Regions from separate parts of the Homo sapiens genome. Here region 1 is linked to region 2. Evidence: read pairs that join two places in POLR2A ChIA-PET (ENCODE). Cell type or tissue: PC-3. All regions are shown on one strand. Links, peaks and the distances in the headings refer to the core of each region. The heading gives the core; the rest is flanking DNA.

What was found. ChIA-PET counts read pairs that join two places held together with the same protein. Peaks named below come from ENCODE experiments on the same cell type or tissue, not always from the same donor. Only the 100,000 strongest peaks of a DNase experiment are listed, where the experiment ranks them.
Region 1: POLR2A ChIA-PET joins it to region 2 with 16 read pairs; 4 of 35 experiments call an interaction of 5 or more read pairs at or near these places.

The regions. Positions count from the first base shown.
Region 1 is chr1:93,747,052-93,752,427 of GRCh38, forward strand. It overlaps a transcript of BCAR3 not described here. Among named protein-coding and RNA genes, the nearest start is that of BCAR3, 68 kb to the left of the region's middle. In PC-3, for the core only: a CTCF peak has its summit at 3,172; a DNase peak (open chromatin) is centred at 3,130; H3K27ac peaks cover 3,040 bases.
Region 2 is chr1:93,650,374-93,655,749 of GRCh38, forward strand. The region is part of intron 2 of BCAR3 (BCAR3 adaptor protein, NSP family member); the gene reads right to left. Among named protein-coding and RNA genes, the nearest start is that of BCAR3, 29 kb to the right of the region's middle. In PC-3, for the core only: no CTCF peak of the experiment used is centred there; no DNase peak of the experiment used is centred there; H3K27ac peaks cover 434 bases.

The DNA of each region.
Region 1 (5,376 bases), core at 61-5,060, 96 kb after region 2:
ATTTTTAATGGACATTTATCACTCTTTATGGCTGAGCAGCCCCTCTAAACAGGTTTCTTCTTTGAAGTCTCCACCTTAAGAGTTTAGGTGGGAAGGAGAGGTAGTCTGGATACTGGTTCCTGCTTCCCTTGCAGCTAGGGTGCACACATGCAACCTTGGCTCTGGCAACCAGATGCACCTGAAAGCCACCTTTGAATGGGAAACCAGGCTCAAAAGGCATGCACTGGTAGGCTCTGTTCAGGTGAGGACTGATGCTGCTATGTCCAGGTTCTAGAAGTAGTGTCCAGTGTCCAATAGCACAAGCTGTAGTGTCTGTGCCCAGCATTGTTGCAGACAGTATAGGGGCTACCCTCTACTTTCCACAGGGATCCTTCTCTTATACTTCCAATCTTGAGTAACAGCATCACATCATCCTATTTGCAGTTGCTGGTGTCTGTCTTCACCCAATGAGATTAAACGAACCTTGAACATATCTCTTGATTTTGTCTCCTCCCCTGTGTCCCACCACCACTATGTTAGTTTAGGGTCTCATTAGTGCTCACCTGCCCTATCAAAACAGCCTCCTAGTGAGTTTCCCTGCCTCTCGTCTCTCCCATTCCATATAATTTGAGCTGCTACCAGAACTGTCTTTCCTGAATGTAAATTGGACCTTGTTACTTTGCTCTTTAGAATCTTTCAGCACCTCTCTATTGCTTTGAGGATAAAATCTAAACCCTTTAGCATGACACTCAGGTTCCATCTCCTGCCACTTCCCCCAGTGTGCTATGCTCCAGCCATACCCAACTGCTTGTGTTTCCTGTACATGCCACACTGATGAAAACCTCTAGGCTTTTGTTTACTATGATCCTGGAGAGTCCTGCCTGCTCCAACATTACCTGCCAGCAGTAATGACCCATCAAGTGCCTCTGGTCCCAACTGAGAACCAACCCTGGTGGTTCATTGGAAGGCCCTCACCTTTAGTGAGTAGAAATGTCTGCTTCCCTGAGCCCTGGATCTAATGTCCCTAGAGTAAACAGAGTCCTAGGTGCCTCCTTTCTTCCTCATTTCCTAATTCATTCATTTATTTATTCAACACTTCTTTAGTGAATGCCCACTCAATATTAGGTACTGAGCTAGGTGCTGGGATTGAGCATAGAGAGATAGCCATTGCCCATCTTGGAGGGCAGAGTCAGCTGAATGTCCACTGTTTGGGGCTAGCTTGCTTGCCTGGGCTTTTGCACTGTCTTCTGAATTCCATTTCAGTGGCCAGCTCCCCCATACCCCACTGACCAGCACCCATCTCCCTTTTTACTCTCCATTCACGAAGGGTTGCATCCTAATTGCGATATCCTTTCCTTCACCTAACTTGATCTCCAAGTCTGTCATTTACCCATCCCCAAGAACTGTTTCCACCTAGAAGCCCTTAGCACTGCACCTGACTCCATCCCTTGGATCAGATACTTTGATTATTAATGCCATTCCAGACTGGACTTCGATCGGCCATATTCAATGATCTTGTGATTTTTAATTTCTGGCTCTTCATTAAAGGGAAGTAGCCCCTTTGGTCACCATCCCTCTCAATATTATTTCTCACTGCACCAATCTTCTTTTGTCCTTACTGTCTGCACAATTAAAAGCACCTCAAATACTGACCTATATATTCTTATTGTCTGCACAATTAATAGCACTTCAAATACTGACCTACATATTTTTCCATAGTGTCGCATGGCCTGGAACTCTATTCTTGCTTGACATAATGTTGTATACAAACCTGGCTTGTTCATTGTGGACTGTGTGTATGTCTCAGCCCTCCAGCTAGATTGGGGTACATGGGAATAGGAACTGTGTCCTATGCTTCTTTTAGCTCCCAGAATGCCCAACACAATGCTGAAGACAACGAAGGTGCTGAATCAACATTTGACTGGGTCCTCAAGTAGCCTCACCACCATAATGTGCCAGTTTAGTTTTAAAAACTAAATTATCATTAAGTTTAGAATTACAAGATGATCTGCATTAACTACAGGGCATTATATAGGTCTCAAAGCAATGTTACTATATCCTTCAACAAAACAAATAATGGTATGTGTGTGGGCCCCCACACACACAAACAAATAATGGTGTGTGTGTGTGTGTGGTAATTGCATATTAATCTCTCACTATGGCTTCCAGAGCCACTAATGAAGAACATACTTGGGTTTAAGTTTTGGTTAATGTTTCTTCATGGTTTTCCCTCTTATTACCCTTTCCTCACAGTATTTTTAAAAATATAAATCATGGGCTGGCCGAGGTGGATCACGCCTGTAATCCCAGCACTTTGGGAGGCCGAGGTGGGCGGATCATGAGGTCACGAGATCGAGACCATCCTGGCTAACATGGTGAAACCCCGTCTCTACTAAAAGTACAAAAAAATTAGCCAGGCATGGTGACAGGAGCCTGTAGTCCCAGCTACTCGGGAGGCTGAGGCAGGAGAATGGCATGAACCCAGGAGGTGGGGCTTGCAGTGAGCTGAGATCGCACCACTGCACACCAGCCTGGGTGACAGAGCGAGACTCCGTCAAAAAAAAAAAAAAAAAAGAAAAGAAAATCCAATCTCTAGAAACCCAAATTAACAAAACTGAAACTAGGAAGTAAATTTGCACAGGCGCCTTTACTAGGAAATTCCCCATTCTCACATTACTTTCAAGTCAATTTAAAATAGACTTAAAGTATAAATGTTTAATTTCCACTCACCAAATCAGGAACACAAGTATTACGTAAAGCAAATTGCACCTGCACAAATTTAGTAATTTTATACTCTTAAAAATCTTCGTTCTTGATATTTGCTCAGTGAGTAATTTGCTTAAAGATGATCTTGACTTATTTTTTTTTTTTTTTTGCTTCTCCTGCTTTGGTTGAAATGTTTCAGCTTAAAGATATATGATAAATGGGGGTTTCCTTATCTTAATATGAGGCACCAGAATTGGTCTCAGTTGAAGGAATTTGTACTACAATTGAGCAAAGATTATTCTTTCAACTCCTTTGATATTTGGCACCAGACCAAAGAATCTAAAATTAGCTGCCTTCAAGAATCCAGGTGTGAGCTAAGTGGAAGCAATTCAGTTTGGCCCAGGAAATCACAGAAGTTGTTCAAAGAGCAAACAGAGTTCTGATCAGACTGCTTCCTTCACTAAAGCCAACTGCTCAGGACTGCCTCCTTCAGCAAGGAACGGAAAACCACTGCATTTCAGGCACCAGCGAGGGCATCTTGTATAAACTCTTCATCTTGTAGCTCAGGGGAATGAAGTGGCAGCCTTTCCGAGGCTGTTTCCACATCTGCAAAATGGGATTTTGCTACCTGTCCTGCTCACCACTCAAAGGCACTGTGAGGATCAAGTGAATGTGCTTTTGAAACTGTAAACATTCTGTGAGCATAAGGCATTATTATTTTCTATAGTCACTATGACGGTTTTAAAATTCTTTAACAGTCTTCCCATCCAGAGCTGCCTTCTCTTTGAATACAGACAGCTGACCTTAGAGACTCACTTACAACCAACAGAATGCCACAACTTTCTGAGGCTAGGTCAGAAAAGGTGATTCTGCTTCTGCCTGCCTGGTTCTCTTGGGACACTTGCTCTGGGAGAAACCAGGCACTGTGTTAGAAGTCTAACTACCCTGAGACCACCACGCTGTGGGGAAGCCACACAGGGAGGCCACGTGTAGGCCCTCTGGCTAGCAGTCCTAACCAACAAGGCCCTCCCAGGTCAGGCTCAAGACATGTGAGTGAATGAGCTTTGAGGTGATTCCAGGTTCCAACAGTCAAGATACCCTGGATCTTTACCCTTCCCAGATGATGCCCCAGATATCGTGGAGCAGTGATGAGTCCTCTTTGCTGTGCCATTTCTGAATTTCTGACCCGCAGAATCCATAAGCTTGATAAAAAATAGTTGGGGTTTTTCTGCCACTAAATTTGTGCTGTGTGTGATGCAGCCATCGTAATCAGAACAGTCACACTGGGTAACAATGACCATGGTAACCAAGAAACACCACCAAACGCCCGGCACACCGGCAAGCCCTGCACACTCACCTCCCTTCATCCTGACCAGAACTCAGGGAGGAAGTCATCATTTTCCCTTCACACAGTGAGGAAACTGAAGACCAAGGGGCTAACAACTTCAGTTCCATGGGGAGGAAGTGGCAGAGCTGGGGCTGATACCTCGGCTTGGCTTAACTGCAAAGCCCACCCCTAAGCTGCAGCTGACTCCTCCCATGCAGTGGGTGACAGGAAGACTGTCAACATAAACCTCTGGACTTCCACTCTGACGGCCTTTCCCTTATGCCCTCATCTATTTGGTTCCCCTGGTTCCTCTCTTTTCCCACTTGCTACCTACAATACCCTTTTTTCAAGAAAGGAATGAAGCCTCTGCATTTTCTGACCTGGGTAACTTTATACCTGGTACCAAGCTGGCCTGGTATCACCAGAGAGGTTTCCAGACTATGGCAGCAATCCTGCCATGCCTCGGGCTCAAACAGCCATGTAACTTCACCTCAGAAGCCCTGCTTTGCCTCATAAACCTTGGCCAAGCCCATCGGACCTAGTTTTCTTCTAAACTGCAGGGAGAAAATATCAAATAATTCACAGAGCAACTCATTTACACATTCCAGTCTCCAAACATGCTGTATCACCCCTTTCCTCTTGGCCCCCAGAGCCATTAGCACACTTGTGACAAATTATCTAGAAGATTCCCCACATGCTGGTGCTCTCAGCCAGCCCCACAGGCTGGCAGCCTCCAGACTGCTCCAACACAAGGGCGTGTGGCTGGGGCTGCTGCCCTGGCAAGGCCTCCCCAGCCTGGCGGGGAACAGCCATGCCAGCTTTGGCTCTGGTATCTGTGGATGCCCTGGGTTACAGATCCGCCCACATGACCCAGATAGACGCATGTGATTTTGAATGTCTTTAGGAACACAGCTGAGAATGCATCTCTTTGCTGTGCACTTGAAGGTTTGCTTTGGCTTTTCACATTTATTCCCTGGGCAGTACCACCTACACACTCATTTCATCCAGCTCTCACCCACCCAAACCTCAGACACTTCTTGCTGGCAAGAGGCCACCCTCTTCAAAGGCAGGCATGAAAGAAGCTGGGCACTTACTCCTCCACTTAAAACTGTCACTACCACAGAGTGTGAAGGGAGCTGGTTTGTCCTACATTGAAATCTCCTGTAGAGGCCATTTCTGGTCTCTTGTCATGACTGTGATGCTCCTAAAAGGGCTATGACTACCCAACTAGCCCCTCTGCATTAGGAATGGCCCCAGAGCTCATGGGTAGGGAGCTGTGAGGTTTCTCCTTCCCAGGCTAGGGCCAATTCAAGTCAGCAATGAGCATCTACCTGGGCATTGGAAATACTAAGATGCATAAAACA
Region 2 (5,376 bases), core at 307-5,306:
GACTCTGTCTCAAAAAAGAAAACCAGAAGGGCTAGTTCATGTAACAGTCACTCCAGCTGAGTGATAATGAACACAGGCTATAAAGCCAGACTACCTGGTTTCAAATACTGCCTCTATCACTTACTACTGTGTGAATCTCAACACAGTTCACCATGTGACCACAACCTCTCTATGCCTCAGTTGTGTCATCTATAAAATGGGAATAATAGTACTTGTATCATAGGATAGTTGTGGAGACAGAGCAAAGGTGAAATTTATCAAAATACTTAAAACAGCACCTGGCATTAGTAAGTAATATGTGGGCATATATTAAGTGTTATAAGTGTGACCTGTGTATTAAATCACATTAATAAGGTCTTCCCCTCTCCCCAAAAAATTCGGTGATGGGCAAAACCTAACCCGATGAAACAGAACAGGAATAAAATTTGAACTTCTAATTTAAAAATTCCACTTGTGCAAGTAGAAGATGGGAAAGATGTGAAATCTGATTGACCAAGTTTAATTGTGAAATAGCAGGATACAGTTATCATAGATGCCAGTGGGATGTTAGGCTACATTGACAGAAGATTAAAAACCATGAATGAAAGGAGGTAGGAGCCATTTGTCAGAGCACATCTGGAATATTCACTTATACCCTAAAAGTAAATAAAACAGGAATAAATAGAACACTGGCTCCCCAGGACAGGTCCAGAAAACCAGCAACCAGGTAGAGAGAGAAGGTACTGAAGCCACATAACATGGGAAGAACCAAAAGGAAGAGGAACATTTAGCTTGGGTGAGAGTGGGCTTGGGGAGAAGGTAGACACAGGCTGCTTGTCAGTAACAGCTTAGGACTTCTGTATGGAAGAAGGAGCAAATATTCCGTTTAGGCACAGCCAGAGGGACCTACGGGGAGGAAGATTTTCACCTCACTTAAGGAAGTACTTTCCAAAAACTACACCATCTGAAAATGGGATGAACTGCCTTCCAAGATGGGTGTGAAGGTCCATGGTCATCTGGCAGATGGGAAGCTGGATGGTCCTCTGTCCAGACTGTTGGAAAAAGCTAGCATGTGAGAGCAGAGACTGTATCTATCTTAGGAAACAAGAAAACATTTATTGAGCATTTACTTTGTGCTAGTGATTTACATAAATTAGAAGATTTAATTTTTATAATCCTGTGAAGAAAGGGGTACTATCCTCAACTTACAGACCACAAAACAGAGGAGACTCAGCTAGGAAGAGGAGTCTGAGGTTTGAACCAGATGTGGACTACATTAGACTGTATGTCCTGGTACAATGGCCAGCAAGTTAGAGGCTCTCAGGAGTAATGGTTAAAGAAGTCGATTAGATGTACAGTTGACCATTCAACACTGAGGCTACAAAAAGGCACAGAGAAGTTGCCAGGTAACTCTCCCACTCTGGCCTTACCCCTACCCTACACTCCCTTCCCCTCCCCCTTTTATAAAAGGGAAGCCAAGAGAAGCGGCATCACATTTAGGATGCCTCCCAAGCCCGTGTCAGCACTGATCTCATCAGGCCTGTGGAAGCATCCACACCGGGTTCCCCATGTCAACATGTTAGCCCATGCGGCCACACACAGACAAACCAGCGGTGCTCTCTGGCAGTGAGGCCAAAAAAAGTTAGGCAAACTACCCAGAGAACTTCTGAGGGGGTATTTGGCACTTCCCATGAAATTATTCTGCTTTTCTTCATCTAAAACGCCTTGAGAGCCGAGAAAAGGATAAGACTAAAGTTCCCTCTTAGTGCTGCTCCCAGGTGAACCCAGCAAGGCCTGCTACGGGAGCCTTGTTCATTCTGTTCTGAAAGCAAACAGGAGTTCAAGTGTTCTCAGATTCTAGTTACAGGGCTCCAAGGGGTCCTGGATCTGCTTATTCTCCTCACCCTTTTTAGAGAAGCATGGGAAAGAATACAAGGACAGTATCATAAAACCAAGTTAATGCATTACAAATCCAAAAGCTTTAAAAAATCTGAACCAAATTAAAATTATATTTAAATGCAGAAATGCTGTGTCTACTTCTTTCCCAGCCAGCCACCCAATCGCTGCTAACCAAAAAGAAGACATTCTCCACACCCAGACACCCTTTCCAGGGAGCTAGAAAACATCACAGTTGGCCCTATAGACCGAGCCTCTAATTGGAAATAGAATATCCAATTATTTACACAAGACTGTACAGCAAACAGTTCTTGCACCACAGATTTCTATTCTCTAAGACAGATCACTAGAAAACAAACAGAGAAACTTGGCGATATAAATGAAAAGGTTTTTTTTTTTTATAATTTTTTTTGGCTTATGCCAATTATGAGTCCTCACCCTGTGATTCCATGGTGGGTGCATCTCTACTTGCAACGGAGGGTCTGGCAGGCACCTCGGCCCCTCCTGGCAGGCACGCTGCCCCACTGTGAATGGCCAACAGGGAAGCCAGCAGGGTGAAACTGGACTCCCTCATTATTTTGCTTTTAAGCTTATGAAGTTTTAAATAACATCACTGTGTCTACTCTGGTTAAATCATTCTTTCCAGCATCCCACTTTTTAAAGTTCAAACTTTAGAAATGTTTAGTTGAGTCGCAGAAATGATATTCTTACTATTTTAGTTTGTTTCTCATTAGTAACCAGATTGACAATTTCCTCCCTCTTAAAAGGACACTTGATCTGTAAGTGTTTGTTATTTTGAATTAAGAGGTCCTACTCTTCAGCAAAATTTCACTAGTACAGACCTTCTTTTCCAAGTAGTTGAAATACAGATAGGGAAGGAAGGTTACTTGTCAGTCTTAAGTTATAGAATGTTTTAAATGAATGACTGTTTACTTCTTTAATTATTGAATAAATTAATGGCTAAGAGTATTGCCAAACAAATGTTTTTAGATATAACAAAATGGAATTGTTTGCAATACTATCAATATTTCATGCAATGGAGGAATGTGAAAAGCTAGCGCCAACTACTGCAGACTGAGTAGGATAAAGGCTCCCTTTAAGCTCCACGCACACTAGCAATCTGTAGAGGTGGCACACCTCCTGTGTGCACTTGGCATGGTGTCTGTATTCCAGTTCACTGTATTGTATATTTTTTTATATATGCTCTTTCCCTCTACAGGGTGAGCTTTCCAACAGTCGTAACATGTCTACTTTACGCCCAGTCATCTCCCATAGTTCTTGTATTCAGCCCACAAACATCATCAAGCATCTATAATATGCCATGCACTAGGCTAGACAATGGAAACACAGGAACCAAACACAAAGCCCCTGACTCCAGAGAGGTTACAGCACAGGGCGGAAGACAGCTTAACAGACCCAACAAAGCTCAGGTTGGCGAGAAGGTGCCAGTGGGTGGGAAACACTGTGGAGAGGCCTCCAGGCAGCATCTGAGCTAGGTTTGGAGCACTCAGTGGGGACTTGTTTCAGTGAAGAAGCCCCACATGGGGTAGGTGGTGATGCGAAATGCTCCAGGCAACAGGAGAAGCATGTGCAAAGATATAGGGACACAAGGCAACATGGTACATTTGGGGGACTGCAAGCTGTTCAGGAGTCAATGCCACCTGAGCGCAGGCCACCATCATCTCCCGCTGGACACCTGCAATACCTTCTGCATCTCGCCAGCTCCACAATTTGCTCTCTACCCAGAGCCACGATGGTCCTTACTCAGGCTGCTCCCACCTCATCAGAACAAAACCCTCAAGTCCTCACCATGCCCTATGAGCCTGGTTGGCCTGACCCCAGCCACCAGTCCAACTTCATGGTGGCAGGCAGAATTCCTAAGACAGCCCCCCAAAATTCCTATCCCCTAGCTACTCAGTCAAAAATTAGTCTGGTGTTTAGATTAGTGCTGCTGCACAGGGATTTTGTAGATGGAATTAAGGGCTGAAGTCAGTTGATGTTACGAGACAGTGATCACCCAGGTGGGCCTGACATGAAGTATGACGGGGATCTGATGTGAGGGACCCTGCCGCTGGTGCAGTGTTATGAGAAGGCCTATGGCACAGAACTGCAAGTGGTCTCCAGGAGATGGGAGCTGCCCTCACCACCGACAGCCAGGAAACAGAGACTTCAGTCCTACAACCGCAAGGAACTGAATTCTGCCAATAACCTGAATGAGTGTGGGAGCAGATTCTTCCCCAGAGCTGACATCCTAAGTGGGACACCCTGAACTGAGACCTCAGCTGAGCTAAGCCAGACTTCTGACCTACAGAAACCGTGAGGTAATGAATGGGTATGAAGTCGCCAAGTTTTTGTTACACAGCAAAGAAAAATGAACATGCTCATTGTCTATTCCACTCTTCCATCTCAGTCACATACTGACTTTTTCTTCCTGTTGCTCAGACATGCCAAGCCTGCCTCTGCTTCAGTGCCTTGGTACTGACTACTCTTTTGCCCAGAATATTCATCCCCAGATACTCAGGGGCTTGCTCCCTCCCACCATTCAGGTCTCTGTTCACACACCACCTCCTCCGAGAGACCTTCCTTACCTAGCCTATTTAGATTTGCCCCACCACTCCCCTCTATCTGCTAATCTGGCTTTATTTTTTTCCATCATACCTGATATTATAGTAAATGTCTGTTTGCTCAGGGTCTATCTTTCCCCTGGAATACAACCCTCCAAGGGTGAGGCTTTGTCCAGTTTACTCACCTTGGTACCCTCAGTGCTTTGCACATGGCAGTTGCCCAGTGAGCATTTGCTGGATTCTTGAGTAAGAGAACAATAAACCTAAGCGCAGCGTTCGGGGCAGCAGCAGGAACAGTAAGGGGCTGGGAGCTGAGGCTGGAGAGGAGGCAGGGCCAGGTCACAAGGGGCTTGGATGCCACACAAACATGCTTAGACTTTATCATGATAGCAATGGGATTTATTGAAGGATCTTAAGCTGGAAAATAACCAGAGATTTGTGTTTTTGAAAAGTCCCCCTGCAGCAGCATGGAAATCAGATTAGCTGGAGGGCAAGATAGACTCAGAAAGCCCAAAGAAGAGGATGTTGGCATCATCTGGATGAGAGATGATGATGAGACTTGAACTAGAGTGTGGGAGGTGGGGGGATGGTGTACAGATTTAAGAAATTTTTCCAAGAATAGATAGCTCTTGATAAATGACTGGCTTTGGTGAGTGAAAGGGAAGAGAGAGGTAAGGACACCCACAGAATTCTTTCCAAGGAAACTAAGTAGATCATGCCTGGCACATGGCAGGCACTCAATCCATTTGTTAACAATGAATTAGCAAATACCTTTGCCTCCAAGCACTATACTATACTAACTTTCAAGACCACTGGGATCTGAATAAATAAGAATTCTCTTCATTACTACTTACTTCTGTGGCTATCAGTGCACATATGACTGCTGCCACACAACTACTGAATAGCAAATAAGCTCTCCTTCCCTCTCAACTGGTAA